Linked DNA regions of Mus musculus: region 2 is linked to region 1. Evidence: chromatin loops called from intact Hi-C (ENCODE). Cell type or tissue: gastrocnemius. All regions are shown on one strand. Links, peaks and the distances in the headings refer to the core of each region. The heading gives the core; the rest is flanking DNA.

Region 1 (6,440 bases), core at 721-5,720:
TTTAATAGGAAAATCAAACCCCTGACAAGTAACCCACCCTTTCTTTCAGTGCCGAGGGAGGCACTTCAGAATCAATGGCTTGCTATGTCTTAAGAAGCCGCGCTGTGGAGTGCAGCGTCTCGTGAATGAGTTGTGTGGCTGCTGCCTCGCTGCGTTTACATCACAGGTGGATGCGTGTGTTTTCCTACAACCTCCTTCCTGAGAGATGCGACTGGACTCATTCTGGATACAGGGCTTCCAAAGTGTGTGTGCCAAGAGTGCTTGTTTGCCTAGGGAAGAAAGACTTTATTCCTACATGAGGCTGTTCTGGTGACAGAATTATTTTACACTTGAACAGGAGTGAGATATATCAGCACGTGACAGTTTGTTCCTCTGTAGTGGGAAGACAAGCCTGCATTTTAAGAGCTGGATTTTAAGGCCCCCTCTAATTCTTTGCTGTTCCCCTGGGACGAGTCTAGCTCAAATAAATTCAGTCACCCACTGTAAGATAGACTTTTGGTGTGGGAAAGGAGCCGTCCTGAACACAAATAGCACAAATTATAGCAGAAAAACCTCAGATGGCAATCTAAAGCTGTGTCATAGGCACAGCTTAAAGTGGTTGTGATCATCCCAGAGGGAAAGAAAGTCCAGCTCACTGCTCTCTGTATGTGTGGCAAGGCTGGCGGTGTCTTCTGGGAATGTGCCAAGGGTAAATTTTATGTTCTAAATGCGGATTTACAAAAACTTGGCCCACGTGTGCACCTTATTATAAAAGGGTGCTCCTGGCTGTCTATTTACAGGGACAGAGAACTGAGACTCAAATCTGCTTTTCTTTTCAGGGATTGGCACATCTCCATATTCACCACGTTATTCACCGAGATATCAAGGGCCAAAATGTGCTGCTGACCGAGAATGCTGAGGTGAAACTTGGTAGGTGGCCGGCCGGTGTGTGCCTGATGCACCGTCCTGGTGCCAGCGGGTGGCTTGCTGTGCCCCTTTGGTAACTTTGCTGTTTCTTCTCCCCTGAAGGATGAGAGGACTGGCTTACTGTTTAGCCAGCCCCAGCCTCCGCTTCATGCTTCGGTAGTCTACTCTGCCTAGATATAGCAGCCAAACAGAGTTTGAAAAGTTTTTGTTTGAACTTGGGGTGGGAGGGTGGGGTGTGGTTGATGAGGCCCAAACTCAGGAACTCATGACTGAGGTGCCTTTTCTGCCCTACACTAAGTTAAAAGTCAGACTTCGTTATGTAAGCACAGTGGTGCCTGGCATAGTGCAGTACAGGATGGAAGGATGAAGGAAAAACATTGTGAGTTTGAAGCCAGCCTGGGGTATGACGTTAGAAGGGGGATGAGTGAGAGAGGGGAGAACAAGAGAGATAGGGAGGAGTGTGTAGGGGGGTGCAGAGAGATGGGTACACAGAGAGACAGATAGAAAGATAGAGAGACAGGCACACAGACACAGAGACAAGTACACAGAAAGAGACAGGCACCCTCAGTGACTTACTGTTCTATTTCAAGAAGGTTCAGACTTCCTGCCTTGCCTTATAAGAAGTGTGGGGTCTGACCGCTACTACTTTCCTGCCCCATCATCTCAGCTCTTCACTTCTACCCTATGCCCCATGTTACAATATGGAAATTATATGGTTATTTTTAGTAATAGAATAAAGAATAAAGTCATAAAAAGTTAGCAGAGCTGCTTTCATGTGCACTCACTGCTGGCACAACGTTGTTTTTCATTACTTCTCGGACCTTGCCCCAGGACCTTTGCATATCCTGTTCTCAATTGGGAATCGATGTCCTCATTGTCACTGGTACAGTTTTTCCTATCTTTAGGGGTCTCTCTGGCCTTCTGATCTGCCTTGGACCTGTGCTTTCCTCCTATAGTGCTGTTGATAATTATAAAAATTATAATTCTATTGATATCATATGGCACTTTTCAAATAGAAGAAAATAGTCCCCTTTACTAGAATATTCTGGGAGCACAGCAGCCGGGATTGCTTTGGTCCCTGGTGTATTTTCATGTGGTGCCTGGACATTGTCTTCAGTGTTGGTGTGGGTATTCAGCGGGTGCCTCATGGGCGGCATTGCCAGCTTTCTAATGACTCAGACATGTTCTCTGTCTCCCTGAGCTACACCTGAACTTGACCCCATTTTATTTTTATGCTCTTACATTTTAAATACAACCAGCATTAACTTTTTCTGTTAAAGGGTCATGTTGTTTTCCCTTCGGACACCCAGCAGTCTGCTGCTCTTCTTTTCTTCCAAAAGTCTGAGCCATAGAAGGCTGCTCCTTAATGCCCAACTCACTGCACCCTTCTGCAGTGCCTCTGCTGCCTGGTTATCTGCAGTGCTCTGCCCATGTGGAAAGTCTCTTGGGGCTAAGCTGGGACACTCATGTTGTCCTTGCTCTGGTGTTTCCATGCCCTGACCTCATGCCACGAGAATTATACCCTCAGTCTTTCCTGGCCGAGGTGCTGGAAAGCTCAATCAGGCTTTTGGTCCTGGATTTGTCCTCTGTGTGTTGAGGAACAATCAACAAGGAAGCCAACTGTTTCCTGAACTTGTTCTGGACACAGAAGTGGAGTGTGTGACCCCTGCCTATTGTCTAGTGTTTTGTAGACCATTAGTGTGAGCTTCGTGCCCTTCTGCTGGGCTCATGTGGCTTGTGGGCTGTGATGATGGTGGCATGTGCTGATGTTCGTACACCCAGTGTGTGCTTTCTGCTGACCCTGCCTCCCTCCATCCATGGCTTTCTTCTAGCCAACATCATCATTCAATTCATGGAAAGTAGAAGTCACTCTGAAAGGGCAACTCACATCCTGAGGCCATGTGTGTCTGTCTGTCTGTCTGTCTGTCTACACGTACGTGTGTGTGTGTGTGTGTCTGTCTGTCTGTCTGTCTGTCTGTCTGTCTGTCTACACGTGTGTGTGTGTGTGTGTGTGTGTGTGTGTGTGTGTGTGTGTGGCTGCAAGTGCCAGAACACGTAATGTCAGGGAACAACTGTGAAGTCTGATCCATCTTCATGTACGCTCTATGGACTGACCTCACATCCTCAGTTGTACAGTGGGTTCCTCTAAGTCTCTTCATCTACTGAATGGTCTCACTGCCCACTCTGCATTTGTGAGTCTCTTTATTTAGTACAGTGCTGTGTGTTAGCCGCCCAGCCCTGCAGTAATCCCTCTGCCCATCCCTCAGCAGGCCAGGCTGGCCTCCTGGCTCTTCTGGACTGACCCAGGCTCTTGCAATGCAGTTTTAACATTTCTGTTCTGAGAGTGGAGGGGGAAGGGTGCAGTCCTTCCCAGTGCTGCCTCCCAGAATGGCTTGCAGCTGACAGAACCAAGCTGCCTGTGGCGGTTCCTCATAGACTTTCTTCTTCTTTGTTCATTGCGCTTCACTTCTTCTTGCTTTTTGTTCCGTAGTTGATTTTGGTGTAAGCGCTCAGCTGGACAGGACGGTTGGACGGAGAAATACGTTCATAGGCACACCCTACTGGATGGCTCCAGAGGTCATCGCCTGTGATGAGAACCCAGACGCCACTTACGACTACAGAGTAAGAACACCCACCCCCTTGCCGGGCATTTTTGTGTAAACTGTAACTTCTCTTAAACAAATAAATTGAAGTGATTATAGAGTGACCTCTAGGGACTTGAAACCATAGTGCACCTTTTTATCCAGGCATAAAACTCATATTTCATTATCTGATTCAGCTTGACTGTACTACTGTTTTATTTGTCAATAAAAACAAAACTTCTGCTTTAGTGATTGTTGTACCTGTTAGTAGTGTTAAAATTGAGTTCATAGTTTAACTGTTCCTGGTGTATTTCAGTATTTGTTGTCAATATCCATTAGTGAGAATTAATTTAAATCATTGCTACACCAAGATTTTCTTTTAATTTGAATTATTTAAATATGTATTACAGACTCATTTTTCTACTCCTTAATACATACATAAAAATTGAAACACTTTTCACCATTATCAGAATAATATCATGCTTAAGTAAATAAAAGCGATCTAATCCCTAGGGCTGGAGAGATAATAATGTCCTAGCAAGATTTGTTTTGTTTTTGTTTTTGTTTTTTACCTGAAGGATGCTTTTATTCCATTTGTATGACTGTCCAGAAATACAACTAGGCATCTGGAACATTCTCTTTTGTTTTTGCAGAGTGACCTCTGGTCCTGTGGCATCACAGCCATCGAGATGGCTGAAGGGGCCCCCCGTGAGTATCTTCCTTCCTTCTGAGCTCATTTGTTCTGTATAAAGTGATTGCCTGTAAGAACCCAAGGACACTGGGCAGAACCAGGCATGGCTGAGTGATTGGATGAGAAACCCACCATCGGGGCGGCTGCAGGTGCCCAGGGGTCTCTCAGTAACCAGTTTCCCTTTTGGAGTGCCCTGGGTCTGCAGCCTATTCATGTGCAACATCTGAAATTAATAAGAGCTCTTTTTTCTTTGCATTTGAAGAATACTGACTGAAAGGGGTCCCTCATCTTTGAAATTCTATTTATTTTGAGTTTACAAATGGAGATGCTGCCTTTTATTTACGGGGTTTTCTGTGAAGATTTGAGTTTGTTTTTCCTTGGGTTAATTCAGTAGATCGATCAGTCATAAAATTGATCTTTGATTGGAGTTGTGATAGAAGTGTAGAAAAAAATAAGGAAAACACTCTCGGCGTTTCTCCTGGCCTGCTAAGGAAGGTGTGTCCAGACACTGTATGCTGCCTCGTACAGAGTTGTGAAGAAATAGTTGCCGAAAGACTGAAACGGTCCTGACAGTTAAGAATCAGTTACTGTGCAGAAGTGGGTGTCCACCGCGAGTACTGTGTCCCTCGTGTTTCCTTATATGGTATTGAGACAGGGACATAGTGCTGGGTCATTTGTCCTAGTTTCCCTTCACTGGGATAGTGGTGTCAGCTGGTCTGGTCCCCATTCCTAGCTGCCTTACCAGTATACTGTAAGCATGTGCCTCATCTGCTGTGCCAGGCCAGTGTGTACGTCTGCAGACAGACAGTAACTGCACAGGGGTCAGCACCTCCAGTCACAGACAGCAGTGTGTGGGGGCTCCGAATGTGCGCGCTGCGTTTAAGCATTGCTTCCTTTTGAAGCACCGAAGGCCTTTACCAAGCTGTTCTGATCCTTAGACCAACCTTATAAACACGGCCGTTTTCATTATAATTTTAAAGGTGATTTAAACACTTAAATTTTTCTCCTTTTGAATTTGAGTTTATATTTATCTTTGATTTATGAAAACTTTGCAGTGTCAATTTGAAGTTGTGTATTTTTGGTCTGCTTCTATTTTATTGTTTTTTAAATGGTAAAATTCAAGTTATGGCCTAGGGTTTATAACTAGATATCTTAGCTGCTTGGCATATTTGTGGCAATTATTTGTGAATGAAGTTGTTTGTACATGAACCCCAGTGGTCAGGAGAGTAAGCCTTACTGACACCGCCATCTCCTTTCCCAGCTCTCTGTGACATGCATCCAATGAGAGCGCTGTTTCTCATCCCCAGAAACCCTCCTCCCAGGCTGAAGTCAAAAAAATGGTAAGCCCCACCTCCCCCTCCCTTCCCCCACTCTGTCGGTCCCTCTCCCCCTTCCCCCCTTTTCTATGCCTTTCTTTTCTTTTCTCCCTACCTCTCTATAGTTTCATTTTGTTCAGGAATAAAATTCTGGCCACCCTAACTTCGGTACTACAAAGTCAGCAGCCTTCAACAGTCTAAGGCACATGAGTTCTTCCTGTTGTTCTTGATTCATCGGATTTCATTTAGTCGCTAATAGCAAGCAACTCCGAAAGCCCCATAATATGAAGAAAAGGCTATGTTTAACGTTTAAGAGTTAAACATCTTTGAAGTGTAATATGTTGCAGAACATTCTTCTTCTAAAATGGCAAAGATGTGTTAAAGTCCTTTGATAACACATTTTAACATTGATGAAGGGTGTCTGGGGCCATCGGCCATGTTTGCAGGCCCTGACTACAGCAGGAGGACCATTTGAACATAGGAGTTAAAAGCATTCTGGGTAATAGAGCAAGATCCTGTTGGGGGTTAGGGTGGGTTGCAGCTATAGTTGTGATGTTTTATAAAGTGTACCAACCAGTGGCAGGGCTGAGTCTTCCACCCCACCCCCATCGTGCACACACAAAGTAAAACCTGTCATTTCTGCCTTTGTCCACTAAACTCTGGGACCTGATGAATCGAGCTCAAGCCAGTGTAAGGCTGGCTGAAGCATCCATCCGTAGATGCCCTGCGTTTGCCAACAGAGGCAGGCCCCTTGCTCATCTCTGTTTGTTATGAGACTTATGGTCATCTGTGCACCTCCCTGACCCCCACGTTAGTGAAGGCCTTTCTCTGTTCCTGTGCCTCTGCTTGTTCCATGATTTAATGGTTAGTGAGTAGTAGTAGACTTAAACTCTGTTCCTTTAAACCTGGCTGCTTTTATCGCTCTGTATGATAATGTTGTTTGTG
Region 2 (5,000 bases), core at 1-5,000, 370 kb before region 1:
CTCTCAACTTTCCAAATGCCGTGACCCCTGTGTCGTAGTGACTCCTCGAGCATAACATTATTCCATTTCTACTTCCTAACAGTAATTTTGCTACCTTTATGAATTGTAATATTAATATTTTTGGAAATAGAGGTTTGCCAAAGGGGTCTCGAGCCCCTTGAGGAAGGCTGAGAACCACTGCCTTAAGGTAAAGAGGCCTCCTGTGAGAGTCTAACCTACAGGTTAGATGCAGGGCTGTGCCTGGGACTGGGAAGCAGGGTGGCTGTTAGTATTGCGATGGAGCTGCACCTGTGTGGGAAAACTTCCGATCAAAGACTCAGAACCCCCCAGGCATAGGTGAAGCCTTTCTTGCCAAGCTGGTTCAAAAGTTTCTGATGTGTTAGGATGTGAGGAGAAAGTCTCTCTCCCACCCACTCCAGAAAGCCTAAAAGGCTCCATAGGGCTTTTGTCTGACCTTGGACAGCTGCACAGTGACCTTGAGGGGCTTACAGTTTTCAGTTTCTCTCACAGCTGGCGCTGTCTGTTGCTTATATCCTGGCCTGATTCATAAGACTCTTACTCTGAGGTAATTATTACTTTTTCAATAAAAGCATCTGGACAGAGATATTCTTTATAAGCGATATCCACCAGAATATACTTGCAGAATATAGGACACTATAGGACAAGCAGTAACAATGATTAATATGTCCCAAGACAAACAAACCCCACGAAACATTCAAGATAAATACATGATCTTTTCCAAGTATTTATGGAAAGATGACTTTTGCACAAGATAGATCTAAATCTAGAGGGCTTGGAGAGACGGTGCAGAGGTTAAGGGCCCACAGGACTCTGCAGCAGATGGAATTCTGGTCCTAGCAGCCTTTGGGGGCAGTTCACAACTGCTTGTAATTCCAGCTCCAGGGGATCTGGTGCCCGATTCTGGCCTCTGTGGGTGCTGCACTCACATGTACAACACTACATTTAGACACACACACACACACAACTTCAAAATAAATTCTAAAATAAAAAGATCTAGATGATGTTACTTTTAGTTTAAAGATCTTGACTGCCTCATTTGTGTTTCTGGAATCCGATGGCTCTTAGTTCTATCAGATGCAGTAAGTTTTCCTGGAACCAAGTACTGAAGGCTTACTTTATAGACAGTAAAATGATGAAGAAAATAGAAACAAGAAGGGGCTTTGCGGGCTCACGCTATTCCTCTTGGAAGGCTGCGACAGGAGGATGGACCAAGAGGATGAGATTAGGTTACCTCTGGTTTCTTTGTGTGAGTGTGAGCCCCTTGGCAGAGGCAGAAGGAAGTTAAGAATCACAACTGAAACAGGTTTGGGAAATTTGAGCATTAACCTTTTCTCCTGGTTTCTCAGAAAAATGGAGAAAAACTCCCTTTTGCCTTACTGAAGGGAAGTGTGGCCAGTGCGCTGGCCTTGCGCGCACTGGCCTTGCCTGTTTGTGGCAGTCACTGCGGTCTCTCTGCTAGGCCCTCGAGAGAAATGCTCTGACCCCCGTGGCAATGGCTACAGAGAAAAGTCCACACTGTTGGAAATAGATGTGTCTGGGGCCGGTACTTTCGGGAGCCGGTGCAAGCTGCGTAGCCTCTCTAGGTGTCTGAAAACATCTGGTGCTGATACGGCTCAAGGCCAAACAACCCAAAAGCCTCGGGCGGGCGAGCTGAGCAACTCCAGGACAGGTAGGTTAACACAAAGGCAGCATCTTCTGCAGGAAGTTAGGACCCAGTGAGCTCTTGATAAGAAGAGCATTTACAAGCTTGAAGACTGCAGGGGAAGGAAGCAGATGTAATCTCCCACTACAGAAGTTCCCTTTTCTGCCCTATAAAACTCCAACCCGCCCCACCCCCCACCCCCACTCCTAAGCACATTCCCCAGGAGTGGCTTCTGCCCTTGGCTGTTCTGATTAAAGGAAAACCTGCTTCTGTAGGGTCTGGTCTCCAATGTTCTCTAGCCTGGAGCGATTCTAACAATCAGCCAACTGATCTAACTCTAGCCTCCGGCTCACACAAGGCCTGAGTAAGCACACTTGGGAAAGGCTTCTCTGTTCTGCCCTCCTCATCTTTTACAAGTAGCTGTTCCTACAGCCTGTATCTGGATCCTGGACCCTGGCGGGGGCTTCAGTAGCTGCGCTGAGGATATTGAAGAAGTAAGAGAGGAGGGCAACCCCAGGAGCGGAGGAGTAAGACCCACCTCCATCCTTATTGGACTTCCCCAAAGCATGGGGGAAGGAAAGAAGTTGAGTCAAGATGGGGTTTAATGTTTGCTTCAAGGACAAGCGACTGTAAATAAAGTTCCACTGCTCAGTCACCAGGGGGCGCACTAAATCTTTGCCTCCTACAAAATTCCCAAGTTTGGAAACTGTAAGTTTGTTAGAAACTCCCAAAGGTCCCACCGCTTATCTAGAAATGTCCAGGAGATGAAGAAACCACCGTGAGACATGGAGCAGGTAAGGACGATCAGAGCAAGAAGTGAAACCATTCATCCTCAGATACCTCGGTTCTTGCCAGGGGGATCCGACAGTAGACAAAGGGCTTCTGTGGGATGTGAAAAAACGAGGGACGTCGAGGCACAGCCAGCACTATAGCCCCCCTACGGTGAGCCAAGCAGGCTTGGGGATAATCTCGTTCTAGTGGGGAGAAACTGAGGTAGAAACGAACCCCTCGTGCTTGAAAGTTGGTGAAGCAATGAAATGAAGTCAATTCTGTCTCCAAACCAATTTTAAGTTCTAGTATGGGGGAAGACACTACAGACCAGTGTTGGTGTCCCAGTGAGCTGAGAGGAGGAGGAGGAGGAGGAGCAGGAGGAGCAGGAGGAGGAGCGAAGCACAAACAAGAAGCAAGAAGCTAAATGGTGTTCCCGGCTTGTAGAGTCAGGGTAACTAACACCAATGACCAAAAAAAAAAAAAAAAAAAAAAAAAAAAAAAAAAAATGGCTGTTGCATGCCCGGTTATTTCTGTCACCGTATCCCATCCATTGAAACTAGTCTCTCTCTCTGATCTCTCCTCTGCTTGGTTACGTTTGTGCAGCTGTGATGGAAAGCAGAGAGCCAGACAGGAGTGAGGGGCAGCAATGACCTCGTAGGCCACCTCTATCAATTGGGACTTTTGCAGCTAGGCCCCACCCCAAACATTTCCCTACCTCTGTAAACTCCATCAATGGCTGGGGACCAGTGTTCAGACCACGCAGCAAGCCTGTGGGAGACTTGTTCTTTAAAACCAGAACATCCCTTAAGTCCAATTCCTCACAAGATTGCATTAGTCCCCTGGTTTCAGCATAATGGTTTTACACTCTAGCAATTGTGACTCCATCTTAAATTTTACCCTGGTCTTTTGGGGCTCAGTGTAGAAGCTCAGTCCAAAACAATAGCCCCCAGAAATTCCTATTTCTTTAAAAATTAATATTCCTGGGCCAGGGGATGTAGCTAGGTTGGTAGAATATTTATGTTGCATGCATGGAGCCCTGAAGGGTTCAGACACTGGCAGGACACAAACCTGGATGTGGTTGATCATGCCTGTAATCTCATGTTGAGGAGGAAGGATGCTCACAAGTGGAAGGATCAGATATTCAAAGTGATCTTCTGCCCAGTGAGTTCAAGGCCACTCGCAGGGACAGCCAGATGTCTCCTATAAGTCCCTTAACCATCCTTTTAGCTACTGTAGCTGTTCCCACCTGACTTTTGCTTTGCCTACACACAGAGCCATTCCGCAGGAAGAGAAAGCGTGGCTGCTGTCTAAGTAATCCCTTGAGGGCATGCCCAGTCAAATATGTGGACTTTAAAAATGTGGACTCCAGGTTTACAATGGGAGCCAGTCCTTGGGATGGATACATACACAGAGAGTCAGCACAGAGATAAATATAGGAATTGTCCAAGGATGGAGTGTGTTATGTGGTTAGCCTGGCAACGGCAGATGCTGAGGATGCTGGCTGAATTGGTGGACCTTGATATCCACAGGCCTACTTTGTGGGCAGGGTCACTGGCTTGCTGTCCACTGTAGACCTCTTCTGCTTCTCTAACCCTTCTGAATAGGCGTGGTGGGCAAGTAGCTGCTTGGGCTTTATGGCTAGAAGGAGGAAGAGTCTGGGCTCACAGTTAGAGGGAGATCAGTTCTGGAGATAGCCTGCTCCAAGGTGTGGGCAAGGGACTGAGGACTGAGGTGGGGGTGTAGCATTTCCCAACCTTGCTGCATGAAGACCCACATCCCACTCTGGGGTGAGCTGGCATTGTTAGCCTAAGGAGAGATATTGGTCCATCCGTGAAAGCCTCAGTCTCCCATGATGGAGCATTCTCATGGGTGCTCCACATTCTTGTATGACCTTTGATGTCTTCTTTTCGCGTATAAAGCAGGACTTTTTCTTAGTCCTGGTCTGTAGGAATAACAGCTGTATTTAAAACTTACTGTTTTTAATATAGCTGTTATGCTACACCCCTACCTCAGTCCCTTGCCCACACCTTGGAGCAGGCTATCTCCAGAAATGATCTCCCTCTAACTGTGAGCCCAGACTTTTCCTCCTTCTATATTATGCCAGGCAGTGGTGGCACATGCCTTTAATCCCAGCACTTGGGAGGCAGAGGCAGGCGGATTTCTGAGTTCGAGGCCAGCCTGGTCTACAGAGTGAGTTTCAGGACAGTCAGGGGGTACACAGAGAAACCCTGTCTAGAAAAACCAAAAGCCAAACAAAAGGAAACAAACTAGCAAATGCAGGGCCTGGGCAGTTGGCTCAGTCTGCAGAGTTCTAGCACACAAACCTGAGGACCTGGGTTCCTGTAAGCCCAGTACTGGGAGAACAGATTCAGGCAGAATGCTGAGCTCAGCAACCAGCCCAGCCAACTTAGTAAGCACCAGGGTTAGTGAGAGACCTCGTCTTAAAAACAAAGTGGAGGGAGCTGGGGTAATGGCTCAGCCAGTATAAATGCCTGTTAGGTACATATATGTCCTGATTTCAAATCCCAGCACCCATGTAAAAATCCAGGCCTGGCCACATCAGCAC

The links. Peaks named below come from ENCODE experiments on the same cell type or tissue, not always from the same donor. Only the 100,000 strongest peaks of a DNase experiment are listed, where the experiment ranks them.
Region 2: a loop joins it to region 1, with 4 times the contacts of the local background. A loop is called at or near these places in 7 of 42 quality-filtered maps.

Annotation. Positions count from the first base shown.
Region 1 is chr1:39,979,742-39,986,181 of GRCm38, forward strand. Map4k4 (mitogen-activated protein kinase kinase kinase kinase 4) reads left to right here. Exons shown (of 32, transcript NM_001252200.1): 6 at 819-909; 7 at 3,398-3,528; 8 at 4,142-4,196; 9 at 5,441-5,519. Among named protein-coding and RNA genes, the nearest start is that of Map4k4, 82 kb to the left of the region's middle. In gastrocnemius, for the core only: a CTCF peak has its summit at 3,617; no DNase peak of the experiment used is centred there; H3K27ac peaks cover 2,009 bases.
Region 2 is chr1:39,612,786-39,617,785 of GRCm38, forward strand. No RefSeq gene overlaps it. Among named protein-coding and RNA genes, the nearest start is that of Gm51620, 23 kb to the left of the region's middle. In gastrocnemius, for the core only: a CTCF peak has its summit at 2,322 (motif pointing right); DNase peaks (open chromatin) are centred at 2,103 and 2,317; H3K4me3 peaks cover 198 bases.